2 separate regions of the Homo sapiens genome follow, and region 2 is linked to region 1. Evidence: chromatin loops called from intact Hi-C (ENCODE). Cell type or tissue: PC-3. All regions are shown on one strand. Links, peaks and the distances in the headings refer to the core of each region. The heading gives the core; the rest is flanking DNA.

Region 1 (2,920 bases), core at 290-2,789:
CTAGCACCCATTAGTTATTTTTTCTGATCCCCTCCATCCTCCCACCCTTCACCCCCTAAAAGGTCCCAGTGTGTGTTATTCCCCTTTGTGTGTCCATGTGTCCTCATCATTTAGCTCCAACTTACAAGTGAGAACATGCAGTATTTTTTTGGTTTTCTGTTCCTGTGTTAGTTTGCTAAGGACAATGGCCTCCAGCTCCATCCATATCCCTGCAAAGGACATGATCTTGTTGTTTTATGGCTGCTTAGTATTCCATGGTGTATATGTACCCCAGATTTGGGGTACATATATTTTCTTTATCCAGTCTACCATTGATGGGCATTTAGGTTGAATCTATGCCTTTGCTATACAGCATGTTTTCTTTGTGTCTCATTGCATCATCTCTTTACCTCGAGATATTTTCTCCTTATAACACTGAGGCCAAGTCTTCCTTCAACCTACTGCATTCAGTATGTCTGAAAGGAGAACTCTGAGACATACATGCATATTTTCTGTAATTTTTAAAATGTTTTATTGTAATAGTCTTGGTCCTTTTATCCTGTGGTAGGCAGAATAACAACTCCCCAAAGATGCCCGGGTCCTAACCTCCAAAACTTGGAATATGTTACTTTATATGACAAAAGGAATTTTGTAGATGTGATTAAGTTAAAGATTTTGTGACCAGTAGATTATCTGGATTATCAGGGTGAGCCCAGTGTAATCACAGAGATTCTTAGAAGAGGGAGACAGGAGGGCCAGCGTCAGAGAAGGAGATGTGATGATGGAAGCCGGGGTCAGAGAGAGAGAGAGATTTGAAGATGCTATGCTCCTGGCCTTGAAGGTGAAGGAAGGAGCTGTGAGCCAAGGAATATAGGTGATGACCTCTAGAGCTGGAAAAGACAAGGAAACAGACTCTCTCTTAGAGCCTCTAGAAAGAATGCAGCCCTGCCAGCACCTTGTTCTTAGGACTTCTGAACCCTAGAACTGTAAGATAATAAATTTGTGTTGTTATAAGCCACCAAATTTGGGGTAATTTATTGTAGCAACAACAGGAAACTAATCCAGAGTTTACACAAAAGGGACTTTGCAGATGTGATGAAGGTTATGGACTCTGGGATAGGGAGATACCCTAGATTGTCTAGGTGGACCAAATCTAATCACTTGAGCCCTTAAGAACAGAGAAATGTATCTGGCTAGAGTCAGGGAGATGCAGCAGAAGAGGACAGATGAAAAATGAGGTAAAAGTGTAAGTCAAAGAGAGATAAAGTATGAGAAAGACTCAGCCTACCATTAATGGATGTGAAGATGGAGAAAGGGGACCACAAGCCAGAGGATGAGGGTGGCCTCTAGAAGCTGGAAACAGGCATCTCAGTCCTCCAGCCACAGGGAGCTGAACGCAGCAACATCCTAAATGAGCCTAAAATTAAATAATCCCCTATAGAAAAAGCAAAGAAAGGAAGGAATAGAGCCCTTTTGACTCCGTGATTTTGGCCTTATAAAACCCAGAGCAGAGAAAACCAGCCAAGTCCGCTAGACCTACAAAACTGTGATATAATAAATGGTGTTGTTTAAGGCTTCTAAATTTGTGGTGATTTGTTACAACAGTAATAGCAAATGAATAAACATCTCAAGTTACAAAAATCAAACTCAAACTTAAAGGGTCTATTTTACTCCTATAATAAAGAGTCTGATAGAGGTCAGTTCTTGGGTTGATAATTCAGTGGCTTGATCCTCTGGTCAGAGAACCAAATTCTTCCACATTTCTGCTAAGCTATCCTTGAAATGATAGCTACGTCCCCTAGTGGTCACAGATGGCTGCAGCCACTCCAGGAATCCTTCCAGACAAAGAAAGATTTTCTTCCTAAGGCATCTCTTTTAATAGGGGGGAAGAAAAAAAAAACTTTCCCAGAGTTTCCCTAGCAGGTATTTCATCTTGCTTCATTGGCTGGAACTAAGTTCTATGTAAACCACTAAGAATCACTAACAAGGAGGACAGAAACAGGACTTGGATCAATTAAATTTACCTAAGTCACATAGGATAGGGATGGGCAACAGAATGAAAGGCAGGACTCTGCTTCGTGGGAAAACGACAGAAATGACCATGAGTACCAATCATCAGTGTTTGCCTCAAGGTTTTAGTTATCCTAGAACAGTGAGTGATTGATGCAGAACTAAGGTTGCCCAGCTGAAATGGTGAGTGAATTAGTCTGGCTCCAGCTCAGTTTCCACAAAATTCAAAAACCAATGTAGAGGACATGGATGTGTGATCAGGAGTCTAAAATATCAAAGATGGAACACTGAATGTTAACATTTAACTCCAAAGCAAGGACCTCCAAGCCATTAAAGAGTCTAGGCTCTGGAGAATGAGATTGGGAGGAAATTGAGTAAGGCATTCGAATCCAGAAGACCGTAAACTGCCTGTGTCCCATACTAGGAAAGCAAAGTTTCTGAGAGATGCTGAGGAGCTGGCCATAGCTGAGCTACATGGTTAGGTATGTGCTGGGCTGGCTAGAGATGGGATGCTGTGTATGTGAGGTGCCTCTGCTCTGCATATGCTGCACTTACCTTGGTGTTGGGACATCCAGCTTACCACTGCTGCATACATGATGCTCATGTCAACAAGCTGGCTGGTCAGGTCAGGATTTATCAGTATGGGAAGAAAATTTGTCCAGCTTTCAGGAAGTCTCTTTATGTTAGAGAGAGGGAGGAAGGATGGAGAGAGAATGGGTGGCAGGAGAAAAAAACAGGACAGATAAAGATGGGAAGGGAAAGGAGGAAAGTCAAGGGTAGGGGAGAGGAGAAGAGGAAAGGGAAGGGAAGAGAAGGGAGGGGAAAGGAGAATAGAAAGAATTGTTTTAAATAAATCTGATCACCTTATTCCTCCAATTAAAACCTTTTAACACCTGTTTGCCCTTTTCCCATGCTGCAGAGCCCTGATTTT
Region 2 (2,920 bases), core at 188-2,687, 120 kb before region 1:
AATCACCCATCTTCTGCGTCGCTCACGTTGGGAGCTGTAGATTGGAGCTGTTCCTATTTGGCCATCTTGGAACCGCCCTAGATATTTAACTCAACTGTAAATTTGTGTGTGACACAAGGAGAAGAAGGAATCCAATTTGTCCTAAACCATTCTGATATTCACAAAATTCTACATGCACTCACCCATCTGTTTCGGAGTTCTATGTTTACATTCAATTCCATTGATATATATGGTTGTATATGGTATTTTATAAATATCTATTTATTAAAAATAAGTATCATGTATTTTTAACATTCTTGTGGCTTTCTAGTATGTCTTAAAATCTAGTTGGGCTATTACTCTCTTTGCTCCTCTTTCTAAATAGGACGTTGGCTCTTTATTCTGGTTCCTTTATTCTGTAATATAATTTTTATTGCAGATGTTAATTTGTTCAGTATCCTTTGGGAATTACTTTTAATTTTTATAGTAACTTGGAAAGAATTGACTTACTAAAAATGTTAGTCAGGCCAAGCATGGTGGCTCATGCCTATAATCTTAGCTACTCTGGAAGCTGGTGTGGGAGGATCACTTGAGCCCAGGACTTCAAGACCAGCCTGGGAAACATAGTGAGACATGGTATCTCCAAAATTTTTCTTAAAATTAGCCAACCATGGTGGCACATGCCTGTAGTCCCAGCTACTTAGGAGGCTGAGGTGGGAGGATTGCTTGAGCCCATGAGTTTGAGGCTTCAGTGAGCCATGAGCTTGCCACTGCACTCTGGTATATCATTCATAAACATGGTATACCTTCCTATTATTCAGGTCTCTTTATATACACTTTAATAAAACATTTTAATCATCTGCACAAAGTTATCCTTGCTGCTATTCAGTCCTTCTCTTGGGCTCTTTATATCAAGTCTTGTATTTTTTATGCCCATCATCTCCAGTCGGTTCCCTGTGAAAGATTGCTTATTCTTGCATCATGCCTCTGACATTGCCCCTTAATTCTTTAGGATATGTATTATGCATATATTAAGTTTATATTCTATTCTGGCCCAATCATTGTCTTCTCTATGCCATGTTATTTTTTCCTGAGGGCTATATTCCCCTGGGAGTATTTGCTGCCTTGGCTGGTAATTTGTATGTGGTCAGGGAAGCAAAAGCACAAGCCATTGAGCATGTCCCTTGCTCTTATTTGAGGAGTGAGTAATGCACCAAAGAGCAGGCTTCCTCTGGTACTGTTACCTGGATTCAACCACTCCCTGTTTATAACCCCCATCACCCAACCAAGTAATGCTGCTTTTCAGGAAACTTCCCTGCATTTTCACATTAGGCACTTTTTTTTGGCCAGGGAGAACTTTGGGGCAGGTCTTTGGCCTACTCCTGATATATCTGCCCCCCATGGCACCAGGCATCCAAAGATTCTCTGCGGCCCCACAGCCTCCAGTGTGCCCCAAACTGGCATTGCTGCATAAATGCTCTGCATGGACAAGAGTGTAGGAGGCAATGAACTTCCTAAAGCCATGTAGGAGAGGGAAGGGCCCTCCTTAAAACATGATACCCTGTGTATGCCATGGTGCTCAGCTCTCTTCTAAGTTTAAGATGTTTTTCCCATATAAATGGAACCCAAAGGCCTAGTAGTGTCTCTCTTTTCCTGTGTCCTTGGAGCCTTCAACCTTCTTCCTGTCTATGTAGCACATCCAGGAATGGATTCAGGGGAATCAGCATAGTTTATGTTCACTCTTCTTACAGTCCAGTGTACTTATACACACACAAACACTCACACAAACACACACACACGTATATAAATTTTTCTATTGTTTGCTTTACGGTTTACAGCCAGAGTTCTCAGAACAATGTAAATAATAGTCTTTGTTCCTAGAATAAACCCTATTTGACCACAGAATATAATTGAAAAACATATTTATTTGGTTTCCTAGTATTTTACTTAAAGTTTCTCTTTGTATTTAGAAAGGAAATTGGTTTGTAGAATGTGGATGTTTCTATATTTCTGTTCACATTCTCTTCACCGGGTTCCAGCAAGGGAATAGTATAGGTTTGAAAAAAGATGAATTGGATCTATGCTATGGGACAGATTATGTATTATAGAATTTATGTGTTCCTTAACATTTTGGAGAAACTTGCCCATAAAAAACCAGTCCAGCCATTCCTTTGCAGATAATTATTTAAAAATCATTTTCCATATTTTCTTTGATGTTTAAGCTAATCAGCTATTCTTTCATTTTTAAATTAATTTTAGCAATTTACATTTTCCTAGAGAGGTTATTTTTTAAGGCCAAATATTCAAGTATATGAGTGAAGGTTCTCAAATCATTTGCATTTGTGGTTATACCACCTTTCTTATTCTAAATTTTGTTTTAGTGGGATATTTTCTTTTCCTATTGATTAGACTAAGTAAATTTTTCTATTTTAACATTTTTTTCAATAAACTAGTTCTTTGATTTATCTATTTTATGATTTTTCGGTATCTCTCCTGATTTCTTAGGCCTTCCTTTGTTTTTCTTTTTATAATTTTTTAGTTGCTTCTTGCTTCATCAATATGCACTATTTCCTTTGTAACAATGAACTCTTTAATGGCTTTGAAGTTACTCTTAAATACAACTATGATTGTATCTCTTAAAGTTTTTACACTTATTATTTTCATAACTATTTTTTAATACCCTGAAACAGAAGAGGATGTGTGTGTGCATGCATACATGCTAATGAGAGGTGAGGATTAATTTCCAGTTGTTTAGGTGTTTTAATGTTTGCCTTTGGGTTATTAAATGATTCCACAGTTCTGTGCTAATAGAATGTGGCTTGTTTAATCATCTATTCTGAGGAACTCATTGAGAATTCCTTTGTGGTTTCTCATAAGGTAATTTTTGGTGAGTGTTTCCTAGGCACTTGAAAATAAAATTTATTTACTGAAGTGTAAAAAT

Evidence for each region. A loop is a pair of places that touch in the nucleus more often than their neighbours do. Peaks named below come from ENCODE experiments on the same cell type or tissue, not always from the same donor. Only the 100,000 strongest peaks of a DNase experiment are listed, where the experiment ranks them.
Region 2: a loop joins it to region 1, with 5 times the contacts of the local background. A loop is called at or near these places in 4 of 110 quality-filtered maps.

The regions. Positions count from the first base shown.
Region 1 is chr3:36,539,313-36,542,232 of GRCh38, forward strand. All of the region lies in intron 10 of STAC (SH3 and cysteine rich domain), which reads left to right. Among named protein-coding and RNA genes, the nearest start is that of STAC, 160 kb to the left of the region's middle. In PC-3, for the core only: CTCF peaks have their summits at 1,788 (motif pointing left) and 2,007; a DNase peak (open chromatin) is centred at 1,779.
Region 2 is chr3:36,415,685-36,418,604 of GRCh38, forward strand. The region is part of intron 1 of STAC (SH3 and cysteine rich domain); the gene reads left to right. All of the region lies in intron 2 of LOC124906227 (a long non-coding RNA gene), which reads right to left. Among named protein-coding and RNA genes, the nearest start is that of STAC, 37 kb to the left of the region's middle. In PC-3, for the core only: no CTCF peak of the experiment used is centred there; a DNase peak (open chromatin) is centred at 1,167; H3K4me3 peaks cover 413 bases; H3K27ac peaks cover 1,982 bases.